Linked DNA regions of Homo sapiens: regions 1 and 2 are each linked to region 3. The links are chromatin contacts, found by Hi-C or POLR2A ChIA-PET in ENCODE. All regions are on one chromosome and are shown on one strand. The core of a region is the stretch at or near the end of the contact, and the rest is flanking DNA. Distances in the headings are between cores, read along the strand shown.

What was found. A loop is a pair of places that touch in the nucleus more often than their neighbours do. ChIA-PET counts read pairs that join two places held with the same protein, here RNA polymerase II (POLR2A). Pooled maps may share reads with other maps.
Region 1: a map of endothelial cell of umbilical vein shows a loop between it and region 3 (4-fold over the local background). The contact joins two enhancer-like sites. A Hi-C loop is called at or near these places in 9 of 168 maps with a recorded cell type or tissue (Caco-2, MCF 10A, aorta and 6 more), 1 of 37 single-sample maps with no recorded cell type and 7 of 50 pooled maps. POLR2A ChIA-PET finds 5 or more read pairs at or near these places in 4 of 52 experiments (MCF 10A, RWPE1, activated B cell and 1 more).
Region 2: a loop to region 3 is called in a pooled map, with 2.5 times the contacts of the local background. The contact joins two enhancer-like sites. A Hi-C loop is called at or near these places in 1 of 50 pooled maps. POLR2A ChIA-PET finds 5 or more read pairs at or near these places in 2 of 52 experiments (H1 and Panc1).

The regions. Positions count from the first base shown.
Region 1 is chr12:124,625,146-124,627,845 of GRCh38, forward strand. No RefSeq gene overlaps it. Among named protein-coding and RNA genes, the nearest start is that of NCOR2, 59 kb to the left of the region's middle. Within about 2 kb of position 1,291, at least 26 of the 41 ENCODE cell types and tissues checked have a DNase peak (open chromatin) inside an H3K27ac peak, as active enhancers do; they include ascending aorta, endothelial cell of umbilical vein, heart left ventricle and 2 more, where a contact is called at or near this core.
Region 2 is chr12:124,827,184-124,830,045 of GRCh38, forward strand. The region is part of intron 1 of SCARB1 (scavenger receptor class B member 1); the gene reads right to left. Among named protein-coding and RNA genes, the nearest start is that of SCARB1, 35 kb to the right of the region's middle. RefSeq lists an enhancer at 934-1,113. Within about 2 kb of position 1,593, at least 11 of the 41 ENCODE cell types and tissues checked have a DNase peak (open chromatin) inside an H3K27ac peak, as active enhancers do; they include Panc1, where a contact is called at or near this core.
Region 3 is chr12:124,744,731-124,747,460 of GRCh38, forward strand. No RefSeq gene overlaps it. Among named protein-coding and RNA genes, the nearest start is that of SCARB1, 120 kb to the right of the region's middle. RefSeq lists an enhancer at 202-251. Within about 2 kb of position 1,466, at least 33 of the 41 ENCODE cell types and tissues checked have a DNase peak (open chromatin) inside an H3K27ac peak, as active enhancers do; they include Panc1, ascending aorta, endothelial cell of umbilical vein and 3 more, where a contact is called at or near this core.

The DNA of each region.
Region 1 (2,700 bases), core at 41-2,540, 120 kb before region 3:
CTCCAAGGCCTCTCTCCTTGGCTTGCAGATGGCTGTCTTCTCCCTGTGTCTTCACACGGGCTTTTCTGGGTATGGCCATGCCCTAATCTCCTCTTCTTATAAGGACATCAAAGCAGGGCATGATGGCACATGCCTGTAATCCCAGCACTTTGGGAGGCTGAAGTGGGAGGATCACTTGAGCCCAAAAGTTCAAGACTAGCCTGGATAACATAGCAAGATCCCATCTCTTTAAATTTTTTTTTAAAATTAGATGTGGTAGTGTGTGCTTATAGTCCCCAGCTATTCAGGAGGCTGAGGTAGGAGGATTGCTTGAACCCAGGAGTTCAAGGCTGCAGTGAGTTCTGATGGTGCCACTGCACTCCAGGCTGGGCCATGGAGTGAGACCTTGACTCAAAAAAAAAAAAAGGACACCAGGCCTATTGGATTAGGGCTCAACCTAACGAACCCATTTTAACCTAATCACCTCTTTAGAGACTCGGTCCTCGAATACAGTCCCATTGTGAGATACTGGGGCGTGAGAGCTTTAGGATGTGAGTTTGGGGTGGGAAATACAATTCAATCCATGGTGAAGGGGCTCCTGCAGAGGGGATGAAGTTATGGATTTTGCGATAGGGAGATTATCTTGGATGATCAAGGGGCCCATTGTCATCGCAAAGATCTTATAAGAGGGAGGCAGGAGGGTTAGAGTAGGAGAAGGTGGAAGAGAAGAAGAAGAGATGGTGGAAACAGAGGTCAGGGCAATTCCGCCACCAGCCAAGGAGTGTGGCAGCCTCTAGAAGTTGCAAGAGGAAAGGAATGAAGCCTCCTCTGGACCCTCCAGAAGGAACCAGCCCTGCCAGTGCCCTGACCTCATCTCCATAAGCTCCACTGGGACCTTCTGCCCTCCAGAACGGGGAGATAACAATATTGTGTTGCTTTAAGCCTCTATGTTTGTGGTGATTTGTTCAGCAGCAATAGGAAATCCACACGTCATCCAAATGCCCTCCTTTACAGAAAGCTTCTGAACCCGCTCTTGCCTCGGTTGGCAAACTTCTGCCCTCCACACTCCTCCTCCTCTGGGATGGGTGGGGACAAGTCCTTCACTGGGGTCAGGTTGCCCCAAAGCCTGTCTCCTGGACTTGGAGGCTGCTCCCTCCGACCTCGGCACCCCCCAAGGGCCAGAGGCCACCACCTCGAGCAGCCAGCGGGTAAGAGCCAGCCTGCAGGGTGGATACTAAATACAATAGGTCTGTGACCACACACGGCCCCACCCCCAGGGGCCCAGGCCCCGCTGACCTTCCCACCCCGGGGCACACCCAGCTGCTTCCTCAAAGCCACAGCCCTTTCCTCCAGCCCAGCCTTTGCCCTGGCCCTTTCCTCTTCTGCTCCTGACGTGCCTGACTCATCCAGCAAGTTCCAGCTCAGAAATCTCTGGGGGAGCCTGGTCCAGCCCCGTTCCATCCACCCCGCCCTGCTGGCTTCATTTCATTTCATGCACTCAGTAGATGGGCACACAGCTCTCCTCTGTTCTCCTCTGGAAGGCACAGGCAGAGCCCTCACCTCAGGACCTCCAGAAGCTGACAATTGGTCGGCGGGAGCAGGGTAGGGGGTTGGGTGGGAGCCTGTGACATGTTTTAATGAAGTGTAGACATTTTAAATATACAATTCAAAGACTTTTTTAAAAATCTTAAGTACATATGTTTTTAGAGACAGGGTCTCACGCTGTGGCCCAGGCTGGAGTACAGTGACACCATCATAACTCACTGCAGCCTCGAACGCCTCAGCTAAAGCAATCCTCCCGCCTCAGCCTCCCAGCCTCCCAAGCAGCTGGCAGTGCAGATGTGCACCACCATACTCAGCTAATTTAAATTTTTTTTTTTTTTAGAGATGGGATCTTGCTGTGTTGCCCAGGCTGGTCTCAAACTTTTGGGCTAACGCAATCCTCCCACCTCAGGCTCCCAAGGCATTGAAATCACAGGCATGAGCCACCGCACCCAGCCATGGGACTTCTGATGAAACTGTATCATGCAGCCATCACCCCCATCGACACAGAGGACTCTTCCCTCATCCCAAAGCTGCTTTCCCAGCCAATCGATTGGCCTGACAATGTGAGGGGTGCTTTGTCTTTTCAGGAGTTTGCTCTTGATGGAATCCTGTGCTGTGAACTCTCTAGGCCTGGCTTCCTTCCCTTTGCACAGGGCTCAGCAAAATACAGGCCTCCCGGGGCCAGATCTGGCCTGTTGCCTGGTTTGTAGGACCTGCAGGCCAAGAATGGTTTTTACTTTTGTTTTTGTATTTTAAAAAATAATAAATAGACTTTTTAAAATACAGTTTTTTGTTTACAGAAAAATTGAGTAGACAGTATAGAGAATTCCACATGCACACACACTCAATTCCCACCCCCCCAACCCGGTACACAGTTTCCCCTGTTATTCATATCTTGCATTCGTGTGGTACACTTGTTACAATTAAGGAATCAATATTGACACAGCACTATGAACTATAGTCCCTAGTTTACATTGGGGGTCACTCTTGGAGTTGTAGGGTTCTATAGGTTTTAAGAACCGTACCGGCCGGGCGCAGTGGCTCACACCTGTAATCCCAGCACTTTGGGAGGCCGAGGCGGGCAGATCACGAGGTCAGGAGTTCGAAACCTGCTTGACCAACATAGTGAAACCCCTTCTCTACTAAAAATACAAAACTTAGCTGGGTGTGGTGGCG
Region 2 (2,862 bases), core at 343-2,842, 83 kb after region 3:
GGCAGACTCGCGTCTTAAGAGCCGAGCTCCCCGAAAAAGAAATTCCTAGCCCTTTTAAGGGCTTACAACTCTAAGGGGTCCATGTGAAAGGGTCATAATAGATCGAGTAAGTGTGAGGAACGTGACTGGGGGCTACATACATCAGCTAACAGAACAAAAAGTTTTACAGTGCTTTCTCATACAACGTCTGGAATTTACAGATAACACCAGTAGTTTTGGTCAGGGGTTAATATTATTATTATTATTATTATTTTAACCACCAGGGCCAGGTGGTGGCGCCAAGGTCGTCTAGCTATTTATCTTACTTCTGTTTCTTTCCATCTTTTTGCTTTCTCCCTTTTCTCCTGTCTTATAAACTAGGGAAAAGGGGAGGCTGGGGAGAAGCTGGGAAGGACAACAGCAGAAGCGGTGGTCTCATTCCACAACCACTGTCTGTTACTCAGCCCAGCCCCACAGCCTCCTTGCTATCCTGTCCAAGAGGCCACGCTCCTGCCCCAGGGCCTTTGCACCCACTGCTTCCTCCTAAACACGTGGTCAAATCCCTCACCCCTTCGAATCTCTGCTTACATGCCCCCTTCTCAGAAGGCTCATCCAACCTGCCCCTAAAACTCCTGACCTCCCGACCTGCCGTGTTGTTTCCATGCTGCTTGTGGCCTTCGAGCACACGGTATAATTAGCTTATCAGGTTTATTGCTGTCCATCTGTATCACCTGCCTGGCCATAAACCCACAAGGGCAAGATCCTCAGCTGCTTTGTTTGGCGATGTGTCTGTCCTCAGGGCCTGGGACAGCTCTTGGCACCTTGCAGGAGCTCTGTAAATATTTTCTGGGTGAATGAGCAAAAGTGAGACCTGAAACCATATAATCAACGTGGAAATGTCTAGCGGGTGGTAACGCTAGTCCTCCTTTGTGTGTTTTAAACAGCTCATACTTAAGAAGGGATTTTTTTTTTTTTAAATACACAGAGAGTACCGCCTGTTTAGGCCGGGGCAACAACTCGGTAAATGTGTGATGGATGAGATGAAGATTTCATAGACATTAATTTTTAGCATTCTCTTCCTACCACCCACAGCACTCTCCCCTGCACCTGGAGAGGCCCCTGACCTCCAAACCTAACACCCCGCTCGCCCAGGTGCCACCTCCTCCATGAAGCCCACTGGAACGACCTCGGCCTACAGTGAGGCTGCTCTGACCTCATTGGGATTGCAGTTCATGCCCTGTACAATCATCCGCCCCATGCTAGATGCTATGCTAGGAATTTAAAGACACAGGGATGAACACGATGGGGCCCCTGCCCTGAGACGCCCCTGCCCTCAGACACCAGGGGAGCAGAATCGTCTGGACGATCTGCCCGGCCCTGTTCAGGTAGCGAAACACTTCCACCTACTTCACCTCTTAAATTCTCAATGGCTCATCTCATCGAAGCAGACACTGAGGCTCCAAAGCCAAATGCCTGACCAAGGTCACAGGAGCAGGGAGAGACAGAGCCCCAGGCTCCGTATCCACGTCTAGGCCTGTGCCCTCACGCTTCTCTCCTAGGCCATCCCCGCTGGGCTCCTTGCACGGGAGCTTCACAAATGAATCATTAACTTGACCTGGCCACTGAATTGCAAGGTCTAATTCCTCCTCCTATGAGAAGAGAAAACAGGCTTCCAAGAAACACACCTCTGACCAAATGAGCCAAGAAGCCAATTTGCCCAGACGAAGCCTAGTTCTGGGACAAGGCCAGGCCCTGCCCACTCTGGACCAGCAGTCAGTGGCTGACTACACTCTCAATCCCAGGGCTCCAGGCATCCCCAGCTCCATGGGGCCTTAAGATGCAGGAACAACTACGACACAGGCTAATCCAATCTGGGACTTGGGAACACCACACCCTTGGCTCATGTTCCAACTTCTTTTGATTTTTAAAGGACTAAGGTAAGAAGACTAAAATAAAAGGTTTTTACAAGAAACCCACGCTTGTAAGTTGCTTAAGCGAAGAGGTTGAGTCATTCCTGAGTCCTCCATTTTCCTCCCACCTAGCACCCTCCATCAGCAAGGCTGGGCTGCTCTCGCTTTAAAGCATGCCTCAAATCCATCCACTTCTCTCCAACACCATCCTGGCCCCCATCCTGGCTTGTATGGATGGGTGCCGTAGTTTCCCCGCTGTTTTCCTGCCTCTGCTCTTGCCCCCCGCCCCGTTCTCCCCACAGAATCCAAGTTATCCTTTTAAGATTAAAGTCAGAGCATGTCATTCTGCTCAAACCTCCCCCATGCCTCCCTATTTATCTCAGAATAGAATCTAAATTCCTGACAGTGACCTATGAGGTCTTGCACAACCCAGCTCCCTATAGTCACTCCAGTCTCCTCCCCCATTCCTATCTGCCTCGCTCACTCTGCTCCAGCCACACTGGCCTTGCTGTGCTCCTGAGCCACCAGGCAAGTTTCTGCCACAGGGCCTTTGCACTGACTCTTTGCTCCTCCAGGGGCAATCTTTCCCCTGATGCCCACAAAAGTGAGCCCCTCACTTCTCAAGTCTAAAGTCACTTTCTCCGTGAGACCTTCCCTGAGCAATTTTCAATCCCTTAACCATCTCTATTGAGCCCCACTGTATGGCAGGCTCTGCTCTAGGCCTGGGCACTTCAATAGTGAACAAAATGGATGAAAATACCATTCTTCCTAAAGCAGCCCTTCCCCCATCACATTATATTCATCACCCTGTTTTATCTCCCTGACATTATCAATATCTGAAATTTCTATGTAGTTGTTGATAAGTCCCCCTTCCTGCTGCCCGGAATTCAGTCACAATGGATGGAGCTAGAGCAGCCATCTTGGATCATGAGGCACCCTTAAGAATGAAAGCCACACATGAAGAAGGGCGGAG
Region 3 (2,730 bases), core at 216-2,715:
ACGCCTGGCCCTCTGGGTTGGTTTTATTCTCAGGCAGGCTCTCCCGTCCTAAGGTAAGAATCTCACTGATACCCGACTACATCATGTGACCCTCCTTTGGACCAATGACTGCTGTCAGAGGATGGGATGACCTGATTGGCCAAGCCTTGGTCATGTGCTCCTCCAGGAGCCAGGGAGGCGGGGTCAGCCCCACCTGAACTACAGATGATGAGAGAAAAGAAGAAAGCTGTTTTCCTCAACGAGATCCGGGGCGCCATTACCAGGAGGAACAGATGCTGAGTTGGTAAAAGCAACAGCTGTCCCCAACAGAAGCAAACTCCTATTTCCCAGGCCCCTTGGCTAAGTCTCACCACCACCCATTTTACAGCTGAGTAAACTGAGGTCTTGGAGGTGAAGTCAGTCTCCTTCTTTGGTGATGCAGTCGGCACCCCAGTCCCAATCTAGGTCTGATTCATGCTCAGGCTGTTCACATTGACCAGCGTGCATCTCTAATCCTGCCCTCCAAGAAGCCTGCACACAGTTGGTGTGCAATAAATGCACAGCACATCAAATTGTTGTTAAGAGTCTGCCCCTGCCCACTGGACCATAAGATGCCTGAGGGCAGAGACCATGTCTGTCCTGTTCACTGTGGCACCCCAACACCCAGAGCGTAGTAGGTGCCCCCCCCAACGCTTGGTAAATGAATGAATGACTCCCTGGCGTATAGTACGCGCTCCACAAATACTGGACAAACATGTATCTCTGTGGATGCTCCACAAATACCTGCTAAGTGAATGCAAGTCTGTCTAGGGCCTCACGCACAGTAGGTACTCCACAAACAGTGGTAAATGAACAGATTCTTAGTGCCTGCACATAGTGGGTGCTTAGTAAATATTTAGTGAATCAATGAGTGGATCTCGATGGGAACCAAGCTGCCTGGATGCTCAAATATTTCCAGATCATTAACAAGATAGAGAGAGGAGAGAGATTAGGGGGCTGGTGGGGGAGGAATGAATGAGTGAAAGAATGAATGAAGGAAGGAAGGAATGACAGAAACCTTTGCTGGACTTTAGTGCTCAGACAAGGATCCACAGTCCTTGCGGCTCCACAGCGAGAATCAAGGCTGCCTGGAAGGAAGACCCAGTTTTGGAAAGGGCGCTGGGTCTTTGTGAGCTAGGAGAGGGGGCGGCGGGGCTGGCAGCAGAGTCAGGAGGAAGGGAGGTCAGCCAGGGCGGGCGAGCAACGGGGCCGTGCCAGGGACACCGCGCCCCGGGCAGGGCCTGCTCCCCCTGCCCCGACCTTGCCTCCCGTTCCACAATAGAGCATCCATTGTAAGTGGGTAATTGGGTTCCGGCACATCCCCTCCCCCGGCTGGGGGTGGAAGCAAAGGGAAACACAATCTGTTTTCTATTTGTCACGGCTGCCAAGACGCCACTCCCTCCCCCAGCCTCCGCTCTGGCTGGCCCGCTGAGCCACAGCCGCTGCGACATTCCTTGGCCTGGGCTGAGCCTGCATTCAGAGCTGCCCACCCCCGCTGGCTGACCCAAGAGAAACCACGTGACAGAGACCCAGAATCAGCCTCAGGGGCCTCCTGGCCTCGTTCCCCAGCCTCCCCCATGGGAAGCCAAAACCACAGCCCTCGCTGGAGGCTTTCCACCCCAAGGAGGACTCACATCCTGGCTCCCTCTCTTTTTAGCTGTGTGACCTTGAGCCAGTCACTCAGCCTCTCTGTGCCTGTTTCCTTCTCTAAAATGGGGAGGATAGTAATGATAGAGAGGCCCTCTTGCGTGTTAAACATACTCCTCCAGGCAGAGTGCAGAGCACATAGAAAGGGTTTGGTCGCTGTTAGCTGTCATTTGATTTATTCTTTTAGGGAGTGAGTGGGACCTTCCTGGTTTCAGTGTAATTCGCAGAGTTGGGTGTCTCTGTTCCCGAACAATTTGAAGTGGGGGAGACAAGGGTAAATGCTCAGGGGGCCCCATGCCTGAGCCGCAGGCTGCCTCACTGCACTGCCCACTCACACGCAAAGGGCCTGTTGGATGCCTCATGTGCGCCCAGCTCACACTGACCTGACAGGAGAGGATCAGAGAGGTGAGAGGAGGAACATACAGAAAAGTCAAAGGTCTGAGCTCTGCCTATGAGGGGCTGGCGACCCGTAGTGTTGGGTTAGAAAGCAAACAGGCTCTGCTGACATGTCCCTAAGCCCCTGAGTTCTGTGGGAGTTGGGGAACTGCAGCAGGCTTGGAGGACTTCCTGGAGGAGGGGAGCCAGGTTTGAATCCTGCCTCTGCTGTGGGTCTTGGGCAATGTCTTCACCGCTCTGGACTTTGTGATTTCATCTTTTGGGGACTTCTTCAAGAAAAAGAACAGCACAAGTCAGCCAGGCCTTTAACAGGTAAGGTTAGGGCAATTTCAGAAGAAACCAAGACACCTTGAACTTGGCTTTCGTTGTTGGATGAAATCCCGGGGTGGCCTTGACTTGGATGTTCAGAGTAATCCTGCTTCAGCCCCGCAAAGGGCCTGTGTGGACAGATGTGCACCTGGGGCTCCAACCCCAAGCCCCTCCACACCTTGGGCAATCACTGAACCTCCCAGACTCAGTCTCCACATCTGTAAAAGGGGACTTCAGAGGCACCAGCGTGAGAGCTTAAGCTAACAGACTTGGCACACAGCAACTGTTCAATAGATCTTAGCAACTACCCCTAATTCCCAGAGGCAGAGGCGTCTGAGAAAAGCGGAGGCAACAGACAGC